2 separate regions of the Homo sapiens genome follow, and region 1 is linked to region 2. Evidence: chromatin loops called from intact Hi-C (ENCODE). Cell type or tissue: MCF 10A. All regions are shown on one strand. Links, peaks and the distances in the headings refer to the core of each region. The heading gives the core; the rest is flanking DNA.

Evidence for each region. A loop is a pair of places that touch in the nucleus more often than their neighbours do. Peaks named below come from ENCODE experiments on the same cell type or tissue, not always from the same donor. Only the 100,000 strongest peaks of a DNase experiment are listed, where the experiment ranks them.
Region 1: it touches region 2 in a loop (13-fold over the local background); 1 of 110 quality-filtered maps calls a loop at or near these places.

Annotation. Positions count from the first base shown.
Region 1 is chr13:85,597,852-85,606,200 of GRCh38, forward strand. No RefSeq gene overlaps it. Among named protein-coding and RNA genes, the nearest start is that of SLITRK6, 200 kb to the right of the region's middle. In MCF 10A, for the core only: no CTCF peak of the experiment used is centred there; no DNase peak of the experiment used is centred there.
Region 2 is chr13:85,656,250-85,664,598 of GRCh38, forward strand. No RefSeq gene overlaps it. Among named protein-coding and RNA genes, the nearest start is that of SLITRK6, 140 kb to the right of the region's middle. In MCF 10A, for the core only: no CTCF peak of the experiment used is centred there; a DNase peak (open chromatin) is centred at 3,422.

The DNA of each region.
Region 1 (8,349 bases), core at 334-8,333, 58 kb before region 2:
GTCCGATGAGACAGTACAACGTACAAGTAAGCATAGGAGATATGCACAGTATCTGAGTCCACCACAATTCTCAATAGTGCATTTATATGTAGTGTTCATGATGAGTCACGAAAACAAAATTTTGTGGATTGGTAATGTGTGGGAGCTTAAGGAGGCCCAAAGCAGTGAGGACAAGGAAAGCATGTTATGTCTGCTACTCAGTAAGCACAGGTGTTGATGCCCCTGAATCATCGTGTTCAAGCCAGAATTTGCTTTGCTGACAGAATAGCAATAACATCATGGATTGTGTTGTTCAAAAAATATGTTGAAGTATTAACTTCCAGTACCTGAGAATGTTAACTTATTTAGAGGTAAGGTTAAAATCCTGACCTCCAGAACTATGAGACAATGTGTTGCTGCTGCTTAAGCCACATAGTTTGTGGTACTTTATTACATCAGCCCTAGGAAACTAATTCAGATGATGTAAGAAACATGAAAGCACAGGGAACACTATTAAATGTTTTCTTTCCTGTATTACCTCCCTGTATTACTTCTGCATAGTTGTCAACCTCTAATGCTGGAAATGGCTACACAGGAAGGAAAAGAAAAACAAAGTAACCCATAGTTTCTTTTCCTTTAGTTCTTTCTTGTTTCTCAGTAAAAGGCAGAATGTTGATATAATGTGCAAATATCAAAAAGGGAAAAAAAAGAGTTAAGTCAGATTGGGTAGCATGTCCAGTGTTCTAGCAAGAACAAAATAAATATGCAAGTATGAAATATAAGTTGTTTATTAATTGCACTCTGGTTTTTATTATCCATCTGTGGGGTATTGATGCAACTGAGATATAAACATCAGATTCCATTATTTTCTTATTTATTATTTTATGCATACATTATAGATGCCTCAGTCATCACACCAGTTAATGCAACCTCCTACATTGACAAATTTTTCCAGGAAGACAAGTCAATTTTTTTTTTCCATTTGGATCTTCACCTTATGCTAGAGGGTGGGTCTGCCCTCCTGAAGACACAAGATGAGACCCTAATGCTCTAGTAGTCAGCAAGTGATCTCATCTAACTACTTCCTCTCCTGGACCATTCCCAGCATCGATATGGTGGTTGGGTTCTGAGACAGATTTAGGAAGGCAAAAAGGATTATTTGGGTTATAATCCCAAAGAAAAGAAAAGCGTCAAAGCTTGATTGGGCAGGGCAGCCATCAAATTAGAAACAGTCCTGACAAAATCTTTTCCCTGAGAAAAGAATATATTGGCTAAGAAGCTGAAGCAGACCCTGAGGCAGCTAATCATTGTGTTCAAAGCTGGGCAGAGAGTCTTTCCCAAAAAAGTATTTAAGCAAAAAAAGCTGTGTTTTCCACATTACCTACTTTTTCTATCAACATTTCAAAAGGAAATTTGTAAGTATTAAATATTATATTGCAGTAATAACCGGAAGTTTACCTTTTTGAGAAAAGTTCCCATCCACCTTAGCAGTTCTTACTTAAAAAAATGGTTAGTAGTCTCAATTCTTCTTGCTAGCAGAGAAGAGACAAACTTAATAGGTCAAGAAATCTTTAAGTCTTTGAAGGAGAATGGTGTCTTGGAATAAAAAAAAAAACTAATTTTAATGAGAATATCACATATATTCTCATTAAAAATCTATCTTAGATCTAAATTGGTGTTTTCATCAAATGCTAGGAGAAGTGTGGTAGCTGTTATCAGAATTACAGTGAGATTCTAGATTTTTTGCATAACGAGTGTAGAGTATATAAACTCAATATATTTTTGCTAAATTAATTAGGATTGGGAAAATACATTGTGGAACAAGTAAAACATTGTCAGAACTCAATGCAATACAAAATTAATTTCTCCTTTTTTTCATAACTCTTTAAGCTAATTAAGTCCTTGTCCACCAAAGACAGGAAGCCCTCTAGTCCAACTTCCTTTCATCTATTAGAATTACCTCTACACAATGCTGGAGGTTGGGCCTGGTCAGAGGTGATTGGATCATGGAAGTGAATTTTCCCTTTGGTGTTGTTCTCATGATAGTGAGTTATCATGAGATCTGGTTGTTTAAAAATGTGTAGCACCTCCCACTCCTCTCTCTTTCTCTTGCTCCTGCCATGTAAGACATGCCTGCTTCCCCTTCACCTTCTGCCATGATTGTAAGTTTCCTGAGGCCTTCCAAGCCATGCTTCCTGTAGAGCCTGTGGAACTGTGAGTCAATGAAACCTCTTTTCTTTATACATTACCCAGTGTCAGGTATTTCTTTATAGCAGTGCAAGAGCAGACTAATACCCTGAAGGACAGGATTTATACATGATTGCAAAACTGAAATAATTATTAGTTACTTCACTGGCTATCAGTATAGAAGTGTGCTAGAACACTGAGGAAATTTTACATTTCTCATTACCATAGAAATCAGAAATACATGGCCGAATTACAATATTTATTATGGTGTACCATGAGATGTGATGCAGTAAGTGCTATTAAACAAAATAGAATATCATACATGCAATTTGTTGATCTGTTAAGGACATGTTAAGTTTAAAATATAATAGTGTATTTAATAGCCCTAAACAATATTATTGAGATTTTTAACTTATATGGTCCTTTAAACAATATACTGTCTGTATCAGCTTCATTTTACCTTTGGTGTACCATTGGTCTTTCCCTAAAGAGAGTACAATGACTAAAACCCAGATTGTGATTTATCTTTCTGCAAGAACCTGTCCCATGCATTTTGCAGCTTTTCTTGTAAAGTAGATCGATTATCTATCTGGCGGTACTCAGTTTTCAGCCTTACATGGATGTGTTGGAGGCCAAATTGCATGTGCCTTCTTTACACTGGGCAGGTGCTCTCCAATGGACTTAGTTGTCAGCATTGTTTCTTATAAACAGCTTGTAAGAACTCCTTGTAATGTTGAGTTTATACGTTCTGAACATTATTATTATTATTATTATTTTGATACGGAGTTTCACTCTTGTTGCCCAGGCTGGAGTGCAGTGGCACGATCTCGGCACACCGCAACCTCTGCCTCCCGGGTTCAAGTGATTCTCCTGCCTCAGCCTCCTGAGTAGCTGGGACTACAGGCATGCACCACTAAGTCCAGCTAATTTTGTATTATTAGCAGAGAGGGGGGTTTCTCCATGTTGGTCAGGCTGGTCTCGAACTCCCAACCTCAGGTGATCTACCCACCTGGGCCTCCCAAAGTGCTGGGATTACAGGCGTGAGCCACGGTGCCCGGCCTGAACATTATTTTAATAGCTATAGAACTATAAGCAATGGATGTGCCATGATTTATTTCATAAATCCTTTTAGATTGACTTTAGTATTGATTGGATGTATGTTTTTTCTGTTGTAGAGTTGCATCAAATAACTCTGGACAAAATATTCACCCATTTCTTAAACATCCACCCATTTCGTAAACATTTCTTGTGATGAACTCTTAAACTAGATGTAGAATTGCTGGATCAGAATAGACTTAGAGATTTTAGAAACACTTTAGTCTTTCGGATCATCATCAGGCCCATGAAAGCATCCTGTATTTTTCGTTTGCACTATGTTAAGCCAAACACTGACCACTGCATATGTAAAAACAAATTTTAAAACATAATTGGTCAAAAATTGTGTAGTAGTTAATTTTCATTGTAGAAAAAAATAAAATAAAGAAAAATTTAAAGGAAAAATAAATGTACATATATGTTTGAGAATTTTATAAATGAGGAAAAAAAATTAAAAAATTGTCCTGTGGAATATGTGGACCTATTACTAAAAATAGCTTCTCAAAACGTTGTTAGCACCTCCTAGTTCTCTCTCTTTCTTATTACTCACCATCTGCAACCTTGTCCTTACAGAGTTTTTTACAGTAATGTCATGCTTATGTTTACAGATCTCAGCCTCACATCCTCAATAGAACATTCCCAACCCTCTTCACAGTGTACACACAGGCACTCTCTCTTTGTTACACACACACACACACACACACAGACACACACACACACACACCCTTTCCCTTATTCGGGGGTGAGGGGAACAAGAAGAAGCTATGAGGCCCCAATCTAAAATGATAAAGAATACTGCTCCATTATGCAGTATATATATTATGTATTAGTTTGCTCGGTTGTTCCACATTTTTGCCTTTAAATCATATATTTCTCTAACATTTTAGTTGCTAAGTTTAAAGCCATGGTTTATTCTATGTATAATGGGATAAAAGTCCTTATTAGTAGGTCTTTAATACGCATCTATATGTGTGTTATTTCAGGGGAATTTGAAAGGCAGGCTTTCTTCCTCAATAAGTCTTCCCCAAATCTCCATGTGTCTTAATTTAATTTCTTTAAATCGCATTTTGGAGTGCAGTTTTTATTGGTTTTAAATTGTAAATACCTCTGGATTGGTAACAACTTTGTCACAACACTTGGAATGAGAAATTTATAACAGCCCTGTCCTGCTTGTGAAAAATACGTAGAAACTCCCCAAATTAAGAGGACTCAGGTTAATCATATTTAATATATATGCTAAATTTATATAAGTATAGCTATGTGTATATAACATATTGGTAAGCATAATTATTTGAACACTTTTAAAGCTCAGATGTTAAGATATGAATACTTCATTTGCTTAAGTTTACAGGATTACTCTGAGGAGTAATCCTATAAAATAAGTAACACTGTTATCACCATTGGGTAGATGAAGCTTAGGAGAGAGAATTGGAGTAAAGCCATTCGACCAATAAAGGTTAGAGCTGAAATTGAAATCTAAGCTTAGTCGACTACTGTGACCAAAATTTTAAGTACAAGAGAAAGCATATAAAATAATTCCAGAATCCTGGATATTACTTTAGATGGACAGGCCTCACTAGGAAATTATAAGGGAAAGCAGAAAAGTCAAGAACCAGTCCAATTTAGCCACTATAAAGTAACTTTTATAGAAGTACTAAATGGTAGAAAGGTAAAAATAATAATAATAATAATTTACTGTTTTGCTTGGCTGAACTTATTAACTGGCTGCTGTCTCAAATTCTATAAGTTTGCAGTTTATTTTTCATATTTGAAATCAATTATTAAATCACATGTTTTTGTTTGTTTGTTTGCTTGCTTGTTTTTGAGATGGAGTTTCACTCTTGTTGCCCAGGCTGGAGTGCAGTGGCACGATCTCGGCTCACTGCAACCTCCACCTTCCGGTTTCAAACGATTCTCCTGCCTCAGCCTCCCCAGCAGTTGGGACTACAGGCACATGCCACCACGCCCAGCTAACTTTTTGTATTTTTAGTAGAGACGGGGTTTCACCATGTTGGCCAGGATGGTCTTGATCTCTTGACCTTGTGATCCGCCCACCTCAGCCTCCCAAAGTGCTGGGATTACAGGCGGGAGCTACCGCACCCGGCCCACATGCTATTTTTTACTCCTACCTTCCAACTAGAACAAAATGCCCACTGTTTGTTAAACTTTCCACATAGATATTCATTTCTTAATTCTATCATTATTTATTAGGTGACTGCTGTTTTCCAGCCACTGTGATAGATGGATGAAATAGTTACATAAATCAAAAGTAAACATTAAGAGTGATAAGGACAGGGATAGAGATATGCGCAGCTTACTGCAGAATATTTAAGATGGAGTTCCTTACGCAGAAGTGGCAAAAACATTAAGCCAAGGAATTGAAACACTGCTTCACTCTTTCATAGTGTTTTTGTGAGTACCACTTCTAAAAAGAAGTTCTTATTTAATGTAGGTAAAGGCTTTAAAATCCAAAACTCTCAAAAAAGTATAAACTAAGTAAAAAAGATTAATTTCAAGAAACAAACAGATACGCATTGAATTTATTGCTAAATAAGTTCTGCTTTTTTTACAAAGTTAGATACTCAAAATGAAGTCCTCTGTAGTTTTTCAGCTTTAGAACTATTACTAAATAGGCATTTTCCACTGTCAATCAAATTATATAGTTTTTATTTTAAAAGAGTCATTGGAAATGTAATTCTCTGGTGAAGGCTTATTACTCATGGAATCCTGAGGTTAAGGAGCAGACAAGTGACAGACATTGGTTAGCACTGCCATTGTGCTTTCTGCATGGGCCCTTAAATTATAGATAGTTAATTAGATTGAGAAGACTTAGCATGTTAGAAAAACAATATGAGAGAATGACAACTTGAGAAAGACCAGACCACAAATTAAGGTGTAGTCAGTTTGTTGCAATGTGTAACTGAGGGCATTGGTTCAGCGAAAAATGATAACTTTTCTAAAACAAGAATTAGTAGTCTATATAAGGATGCATTTGATACAGCAAAACACAGCACAATGAAGTAACAAAAAATTTCTGTCTTATGCGAATTGACTATATATATATATATATATATATATATATATATATATATATATATATATATAAATAAAGAACCTGGCATTTAAATTTTGACTTTTGCATTTGATTGACTCTGTCTATTATCAGTTTGCAGATTTTATGTTTCTACGTAACTAAATAAAGCACCTGATTCTGTTTCTCAATGTTTCTCTAACAAATCAAGAAAAAACCTGTATCTTTTGAAATAGGAACACTCTTAATAGATAAAGTGTCCTAAAACAAAACCGCCTTGGGTTTTTATGATACAATGTAGAATTAAATGAGTAATTTAAATTTGCATGCTCATTGGCTTGATGCCACGGTCCTGTAAAATTGCCAGCTTTACTAGTCTTAAAACTAAGGAGATAAGTAAGACTAATATTCTGAGTACCATTAATCTTTTCCGTTGAATTGTTTACCTGGGAGACGGATGAGTACATAGATCCTGTACCAGCAACTTTATCTAAATTGTTTCTGTGTCACCTTGATATTTCAATACCTAAAAATATTAGCTGGAAGAGATAATCTATAGAAGACCTCAAATTGCCAGGGTTTATTTTAACCCGCTACACTCCCCTTGTAGTTGTTGATAGTTTGTTGAATTAAGAATCAGAAGCATATTCTTTTAGGCATTTTTCTATCCAACTTTAACTACAAAATAAGATGTGACATTGACATTATTTTGCCTATATTAGAATTGATGTTAGAATTTAAACCATAGCTTATGATGTATTTATTTCCTAATTAATATTTTTCCACAGTGAAGAAAAAGTTAAATATTATTCACCAAATACTTGATCTAACAGACAAGTTGGCCAGATGTGGTACCTTACACCTGTAATCTCAGCAGTTTGGGAGGCTGAGGTGGGCAGATTACTTGAGGCCAGGAGTTCGAGACCAGCCTGGCCAGTATAGTGAAACCCCATCTCTACTAAAAATATAAAAGTCGGACATGGTGGTGCATGCCTGTAATCCCAGCTACTCGGGAGGCTGAGGCAGGAGAATTGCTTGAACCCAGGAGGCAGAAGTTGCAGTGAGTGGAGATCATGCCACTGTACTCCAGCCAGGTGACAGAGTGAGACTCTGTCTCAAAAATGATAATAATAATAATAATTAGTAATAATATAGAAGTTGACAAACATTTTTGAAAGGGCCAGAAAATGGCAAGATAGGAGATGGATCATGTACAGCTTTGTGGGTGAGAATTTTGTTTAATTCTTTATCTAATTCAAGCTCGTCCAACCTGTGGCCTGTGGACTACATGCGGCCCTGGACAGCTTTGAATGCGGCCCAACACAAATTTGTAAACTTTTGTAAAACATTATGAGACTTTTTGCAATTTTTTTCTTTTTTAGCTCATCAGTTAGTGAATTTTATGGGTGGCCCCATAAAATGTAGCCCAGGGAAGCCAAAAGATTGGACACACCTGATAATTGAAACTCATAATGTATTTGAAGTAGAGGAGTTAATATGATCTGATTTAGGCTTTAATAGTTTGTGTCAGCTGCCGTGAAGAGACAGCAATACGGAAAACAGTGAGAAAACTAATGTAATTGTCTACAAGGGTAATAATGGAGCTTGAGATAGGGTGTTGGTAGTGACAGTGGCAAAAAGGGGACAAATTAGGATACATTTTAGAGATAGACTCAACAGGATTTTCTGATGAATGAAAGAAAATGGGATGGAAATATGAGAATCACAGATAACTACAAGATTTGGTTTGACCCACTGAGTGTTTGCTCATGCCTGTGTTGAGATGAGACCTGAAAAGAAACAGGTTTTTTGTGGGGGGAGCTGGTTAACAAGGGTTCGGTTTTGATCAAGCTGTAAGTGAAACATCAGTTAGATATTCACATGGAGAGGTCAAGTATGCAATGGAATATACATGCCTGCAGTTCCAGAGAAAATGTATGGGCTGTAAAAACGGATTTGAGATATGAATCTCAAATGTGTGTATTGATTACATTAGAAGCCATAGAATAGGATGAGGTTATCTGCAAAGAATATTTCCATGGCAAAGAAAAGGACAT
Region 2 (8,349 bases), core at 46-8,045:
CACATGAGTGATGTTTGGCAAATTAGTCTTATTTTGTTTCTTCATCTTTATAAGAATGTAACAAAACATCACATGTAAGTCACTTGGCAGGTTTCATAGATCTGAATAAGAATTCATTAAATATCAAGAATTATCATTTCTAATAGTCTTTCTTTTTGAAGGCTATATGAAGAAAATATATCTGTGGTCTTAATTGATGAATGGTTATGCGGCACCTGAAAACTGTTTTATGTGACATAATCTTGTGATTTTTGTAGCCGTTTTTGCTTCCATTTTTATTTTACTGCAAAAATTTTAGAGCTCTGTATGTACCTGCTTCTAGAAATGGAATTTGACATTATGACTTTCCTGTACTCTTTTTGAAAATAATTTCACCTTTGGCTCCTGTTTAAAATTAACTAGTTTATTACTACTCTGTGAAGCACCTGTGCCAGTGAAAAAATCATATAAAAAGTCAGAAGCCACTCTGTTTAATCAAGTAAAAGGTGCTTAGGATAATATTAGGGGTTTAAAACCACTGAAAGATCAAGAGAGTGGTAGTGAAGAGAGCTTCCACAATAGAGGATTTCACACCAACGTTGTCAAATTGAAGCAGTGAAATCTGTTTCTCAGGAGCTAGTTTGTAAATTTCTGCAGTTGCCAAGATTCTCTAAGGAGGTCCTACCAACTACTTAGGTTGCAGTGATGAAGTAAATAGTTCTCAAGAGCCGGGAGACATGCTGTAAATCTCTCCTCTGCATAAGCTTCAGGATGCAACTGCTTCTCAGAAATAATGGCTTCTGTTTCACTTCTTTGTGCTAAATCACACGTGAACGCCTGTTATTGGCACACTCCAACTAGGAACCACATACAGGGAGGAGGATTCTGGGAAAAATAATCTTTAGCTTTAGAAAAGAGTGGTGGTGCCTAATGGGCAACAGGTAAGGAAACACATCACCTTAAATACTGTTTCATTCATTCAACACAAATCTAGAGTATCTAGTACATGCTTGCCAGATACTCTGAATACAATGCATGTCGTTTCTGATATAAGGAACTTTAAGGAAGGCAGTAATTGGGCTAGATGTCATAAGAATAGTGAGTACTGTCAAGGAGAATTCCAGAGGGTTGGAAAAGAAGTTAACAGGTATAAATATTACTAGGGGTAGAACAGTGGAGTTAAGGAAATAAAGTCATGTTAGTCTTCTGTAAGCACTAGATGTTTAAACTGAGAACTAAAGGAGAAGGAGTCAAAATATCATTTATTATTTACCTGGCAACTTTCGTTTATTTCCTTTGTTCTTACAAAAATCATGAGACAATTATGAGTGTCTCCATTTGACAGATAGAGAAACTTATCTAAAGTCACACAGCTAGTAAAGGGCAGAACAAGAATGTGATTGAAAAGTTTACTAATTCAGTGTTCTATGCTTTCCATTCTTCTATACTGACTCTCATATCATCCAGGGTTACATTAATAAAGCAGGTACAATACAAACAATATGGAGAGAAAAATTAACTTTGTTGTTTTAAGAATTGTAGGTATAAATGATAATCTCACAAAAGCATAAAATTAAATTTTATATATTTATTTAAATGCAAATGCAGAAAAGATACATGTGATGCAGTAGAATGTAATTTAACTCATGCTTGTATATGTAAATGGAGGAAGAAAAAATGAAAAATATATGGAGAGAGAAAGAAGAAATGAAAGAAGGAAGGAAGGAAGGAGGGAGGGGGGAAGGAGGGAGGGAAGGAAGGAAGGAAAGAAGGAAGAAAGGAAAGAAGGAAGGAAAGAAAGAAGGAAAAGACATTTTCTGCTTTCTCAGTTTATTCAGTCAACAAAGATAATTGATGATCACCATAAGCCTGTCCCTATTCTAGGAGTTGGTGATAAAAAGCTAAATGATTTATGACACTTGCAGTCAAGGCCTGAGAGGAGAGGCAGGTAAGTAGTTAATGATGACAGATGTTACTTGAATGTGTCCTCCCATCTCCCTTTCTCTTCTGATATGTACTCTCCTACCTGTGTCACTTAGTTTCTCTGTATTTTAGTGCTTTCTGCTAGCCTCTCCATAACTTTTACTTTCATTCCACAACCAGCCCACTCAAAATCTTTATTATTATAAAACCATTCAAAACATTAAACAACCCTGGTTTAAATATTAGAAGAGCATGTGATAAAATCTATAAGGAATATGTTATGAATAACTAAGTGTGTCTTAAAGTATTAGATTTTCCAAATTTGGTTGTATATTAAAGAATTTATTTGTTATAACACAATTATGCCAGAACATCAGGAGCTTTATCTGAAAAGTAGGTATTTCTGCACCTTGATAATTATAGTACAGAAGTTGACTTACTATCCATTTTCATCTCCATCACAAAATTATTGACCCAAATCAGCCAGACCAAATAAGTCCTATACCTGAAAGTTCAGTTCTCTAATACACTGAATGTCTAGAATCTTTATTTCTGGAAGTACTTCTTACTGGGAACATTATAAATAAAAATAGATTAAATAAAATACAAATTCCTTGTGTAAGATAATAGTGAAAATGCTCTATAAATATAAAGCATTATCCTAATTATCAGCTTAGAAGTATATTATATTGAAATAAGCCAAAGAAGGGGTAGGAATTTATGTCACTCATGGTCCAACCAAAGAAACATAATCCAACTCAGATAATTAAATAGAGAGAATTCAATAGAAGAATCTAATCATGACAGTTGCAAAAAGATGCAATGGCCAAGAAGGTGAAACACAAATTAGCAACAGATTAAGGTACTTCACCCACTGGGCTCAAGGTTCAAAAAGAGGAGTGGATGTTACCAGAACTCAGCAACTTGAACTGCCTGGTGGATTCTAAAGCTAGCAGTTGCTTCTCAGAGAGGGCATGTAGTCACTGCCAGAGGTGTCACCTGAAGTGAAGAGGGAGATAGTGCCTTGGCTTCCTTCACCTTTTGTCCTCCAGTCTCCTTCCAGAGCATCCCAGTGATGAAATTTAACTGAAAGATAGTTCCCAGTGGAACCAGGAAATACAGTTTACAAGGGTCATCCCTTGAAACTCAGAGCAGAGTTGGGGGAAAGTGAGGTTTCCAAGCAAACAAGCAGTGACTAGCAAAACACCATTTTGAAATGGTTACTCTTTTTTTCCTCATTTCCTAAAATTGTTATGAACATTAACTTACATCTTTGTTAATACTATTATAAATGAGTTAAGACATGCTCTGAAATGAATTGTGTATTTTTTAATAAAAAATCAATTTCTCAGCTTGATGAATCTATTTGTACATGGTGTCCACATATTCCAATGATTATAAATAGAAGTCCGTGTTGTTTACCTGGTTAAAACTCAAAAAGGCTTCCCAATGAACTTAGAATGAAGTAGACAGTTGGCACTCTTTTCTTCTGGGCCCTCTGAGGCTCTTGCCAACTCTTACGAAACCATGTCTCATTACTTTCCCCTCAAGCTACTGAATTCCTCTTGCTCTGGCTGTCTTCCTCTTTCTAAAACAAATAAAACTTTTCCTTCATCATAATATATTTAAATTTGCTGACTGTTTTGCCTGCTATACTTTCTTCGTATATGTTTTAGCTGGCTTAGCATTGAGGAATCAGCTAAACTTCCACACCCTCGGAGTAGGCTATGTGTCTGTTCTACCTAAGGAAGTCTTCTTATCACTCTTCCATGAAAGTCAGTCACTTTCTACATAGCATATTCCAATATCTGATATTTTCTTTTTTTGCTTGTTGGTTTCCACTAGAGTTGAAAACTCTCCCTATATAGAGACTTGTCTTGGCTTCTAATGAATCTGGTCCCCAGCAACTAAAAGAAAATGTTTGGCACATATGGACACTTCATAAATATTTATTAAATGCATAAATACATACATGAATGAATATTGTATTGCTGGACTTTAAGCTCCTATTTTGTTTCCTTCATCTGGCCCTGCTTTGCTTGCTGCCTTAAGAGGCTTGCCACCTCCCCTAAGAAAAGATACATTTAAAATTGATTGTTTAAGTACCAAGTCACTATCTAAACAGATAAAATTGGTTCACATGGTTATTCTTTTTAAAAATCAGCTACCTAGATCTCTCTCTCTCTTCCTTTGCTTCAGGAATGGATGTGGTCAACAGATTCTCCAAATCTCACTCCGGATTTCCAGAAACGTTTTATGGATTTTTTTCATAAAATTCGAAACTTAGATTCAGAAAAAGAAAAACTCATGCAAGTGTCTTCAACTCAGCTAGCTTTTCAAACTGAATTTTCTCCAAAACAGGGAGTATTGAGTGCTTGCTCAGCTATATTTAAATTGGTACTTGGTCTCCCCTTTGTACTTTCATCTAGGTGTGTCTAACTTCCTTGGCAAGGAATTCCAATGTGAGAAATGTTAAAAGATAAATTTTAGACAAATTACATTTAACAGATTTTATTTGAGCGTTGAACAATTCATGAATCAGACAACAGCCAGAACCAGAAGAGGTTCAGAGAACACTGCCCAGCAGCATGAGCAGCAAGCTTTTATAGGGTGAGCATGGAAGCAAAGTACAGAAACCACCTGACTGGCTACATCTATACATCTCCCTTACTTGGGCATGGTGTGATGAGGCATTTGTCTTATTTGGTCATGGTCTGATCAACTGACTGCCTGTGATTGGCTAAAATTCAGCAGTTTATTACAAAATATACTCTTAAATTAGGGTTTAGTTTGTTTACACACTAAAATAGTTTTCAGTTTGTTATTTAGTAATTCAAAGTACAGAGACAGCTTTAGGCTGGCAGCCTCCTTTTAATTAATTTAACAGGAAAAATGGATGGTAGCATAAAAAACTTGCTCTCTTTTCCCTAACACTGATTTTCCACTACATTCTTATCTAGTGCATTTTTTAATTTCTTCTTTTTTATGCAAATGCAATAGTATAAAAATTGAACATGTGATAGAAGTTGTTAAAAATGTTTACTATTTGGCCGGGCATGGTGGCTCACGTCTGTAATCCCAGCACTTTGGGAGGCTGAGGCAGGTGGATCATGAGGTCAGGAGATCGAGACCATCCTGGCTAACATGGTGAAACCCTGTCTCTACTAAAAATACAAACAATTAGCCAGGCATTGTGGCGGGCACCTGTAGTCACAGCTACTCAGGAGGCTGAGGCAGGAGAATGGTGTGAACCCAGGAGGTGGAGCTTGCAGTGAGTGGATATTGCACCACTGCATTCCAGCCTGGGCAACAGAGCGAGACTCCATCTCAAATAAAAAAAAGTGTTTATTATCCAAAAAAGATAAAACAATGAAAAAACAGACATGAAATCATGGCAAACAAAGCTATGATAGATGAATGAACTGTATGCCTTTCCTCTACAGTTGGCCATTGAATGCTCAGTTTATATGCTGAAGGAAAGTCTGTCCTAGGCCTTTTTGTTTTAATTTTTGTTACATGTATCTTTAAGTCTACTTATTAGAAAAATGAACCTCATATGGTTTGTATAACTGTGGCTTGTTTTCCCACCCCTTTCCATGGTGTAGTCCCTAATGCTGTATTTGAGTCTCATCTCTCTTTCCTTCCCATCTCTCTGAAACTTCCATTCTACTGTCTTAATAATAGCCTTGGCTCCATTCCCACTCTTCTTTCAGCTCTGGCTTGTGTCTTGCTTTCCCCCTGGCTCCAAGCCCTGTTCCCACCATCTTAGCCCTTCCAACTTCAGCTCCTTCAGTAATTTTCACTGCACCCCACCTCTAGCTACAAATTTACATTCTGTTTTGGCAAACATCCACACTTTCCTGCCCAATCCCAACTGCCTAATATACAGTGCCATTAAAATCTCAGAAATTAATCTTGAATTCTTTCAACTCTTCATAGATTTAATTTTTCCAAGTTATGTGTATTACTGGAACTATTCTTAATATCACTTTGACTTCCAAACATGTAGTTCTTTGGGCCACATGACCCATAACCTCAAAAACTAAATTCTGTATTTTCTGCCTTCTCTCTTATATTATTATTATTTTTCCTTAAAAAAAGCTCCATTTCTTTTGGCCTGGAGATGTTAAATTAATTCCAACATGATACTTTAAAACCTCTCAGCTGTAATGCCTTACCACAATCACAGACAAACCTGAAATCTTCCCAACACATATCTTGTCCAAATAGTAGCTTGTTCCTTTTTATTTTCAAGTTTCCAAGTCCAGTAACATATTTCTCTTTCCTACAAATTCCATTCCTCTTCTCATAGGCATTGTCTGGAACTGGGTAACATCTTTCCTGTTATTCCCATGAATTATTTTTATTTGCACTGTTCAGCAAAAGAAGCCACACATATTCATCCTCTGGCTTCACAGAGTGGCTGTGATTTTTTTTCCTGCTCATTCACTTCTGTGCTGTCAATCTCACATCCCTGACAGGGAGGGCTCAGTTCCACTCACACAGAATTCCATACCAAACCTCTCATGCTTAAAGGTTACCAAAGTTCAAAAAATTTTTCATATGAGCCCCCAAAGGAAAAATTAATTCTTTGTGTTAAGGAGTTTGTGATATGCACTGCTGTCCAAAGTATGAGGCCAATTCAGGCATCCATCTTGCCTGAACCCAAGGATCTTGCCTGGAGTAGAAGCTCTTTCTTACAAAACAAGTGGCAGATTCTGCTGAGTACAGCCTCTGGCTGCAGGGGCAGGTCTGGTCAAACACAGGACAAGCCGCAGGAGCTAGAAAATTACCATGTGGGGAGAGTGATGGGGTGGACTTGGTAGACAGATACCTCAGATCTTTCAACTCTTAGGTGGACAAGCACTAAGTTGGCTTCTAAATACATTTCTAAAGGTCCCCAGTGGGACTGGGCCCAGGTTTACCACAGCAGTAAATTTCTCATGGAGGCACACTGTATTGATTATCTCCCCTTATCTCTCTCATTTCTCCTTTTCTTCATGATTACCACATAAACCATCTGCACTCACATTCATGTCTCAAAGTGTGTTTCTGAACTCTAAGAGTAAGACTGCCATTTAATTTCCATCCTCTCCATTATTCTGTAGCATACTTTTACATGCTCATTCAAGTTACCATCGAAAAGTTGATAAAAAGTCTGAAAAAATCCGGTGAGGTTAGAAACTCATAATTGTACTAGTTACTAAGTAAAGACTACTGTTTTTTTCCTCAGTGTGATGACATTACATTTATTATCTTCATCATTATAAATTGTTTACTCATTGATAATTAACTTTATGACCACATTTCTACTCAGCAGTCTTTTTTGTAGGCATTTAGTTAGCCCATATTTCAATGAGGATTTAGTGCAGATATGAATGTTGTTAATATTGGTTTTCCCAATAAATAGGAGCTTTCAGCGCCTAATATTCCCCAGTCATCATCGTGAGGGCTTTATGAATATTTACACATTTCATCTTTAAAACAATCCTACGAGACAGGTAGTATCATTATCCTGGTTTTTCAGAAGAGTTCTGAGGCAAAGATAATAAGTAGCACGGCCAAGGGATGACAGTTAATGAGTGGCAGAGCCAGGAATAGACTCTCCCTTCCCCCGTCACTGCAATCTCTCTTTAGTACCCATGTACTTAACCATTATGCTGTATCAGTTATACATTTTCCAATAAAATAAAACTTAAGTTATCCAGAATAAAAAGTCATCCAATTAAAGAGATTTATTTTAGCATAATGAGCTACTAACGACAACAAAAAATTCTTAGCTGTCAGATTTTCCTCACCAGTATTGTTTACACTGAAATGCCTGCTATTTAGTCTTTAATTGGTATACATAAGCAATCCCATTTCTGTATGCATTTACTAATTTCTTTCTTATCACTAATGTTTTATGAGGTTACAAGGAAATATCATATTACACAATACCCAGCATTTATGTTGAAAAAATATTCCATATTGAACAACTTTGCAACCTCCTTCCTTTAGACATCTGTGACATTGATCTCATTCATTTCAACCCATTCTCCCTGTAGTACCTGCCCCCAGTGAGTCTCCTTGTCAAAATACCCCTGTGGACTCCTGTTTCTTTCTTGGAACTTATGGAAAAATAATATTACAAAAATGAATTATTACTTCAAAGAGGTTGATTAAATAATAAAAATGAACACAAAAAGCACAAGAGTAACAATAACAAAACTCTTTAATATTCTACAATTATAATGAGAAAGTTAATATGTGTATATTCTACCATGTGCCACACAGTATGCTATGCATTTTATAGATGATATCTTACCCCGCTCTAACAGAATTCCTTTGAATTTGTCAGCATTGATTCCATCTGACAGAAAATAAAATTTAAATATCTGAGAACTCTGCCAGAGTATCTACCTCTTTCCATTTAACTACATTGGAACAATCTAACTCATGGATAAC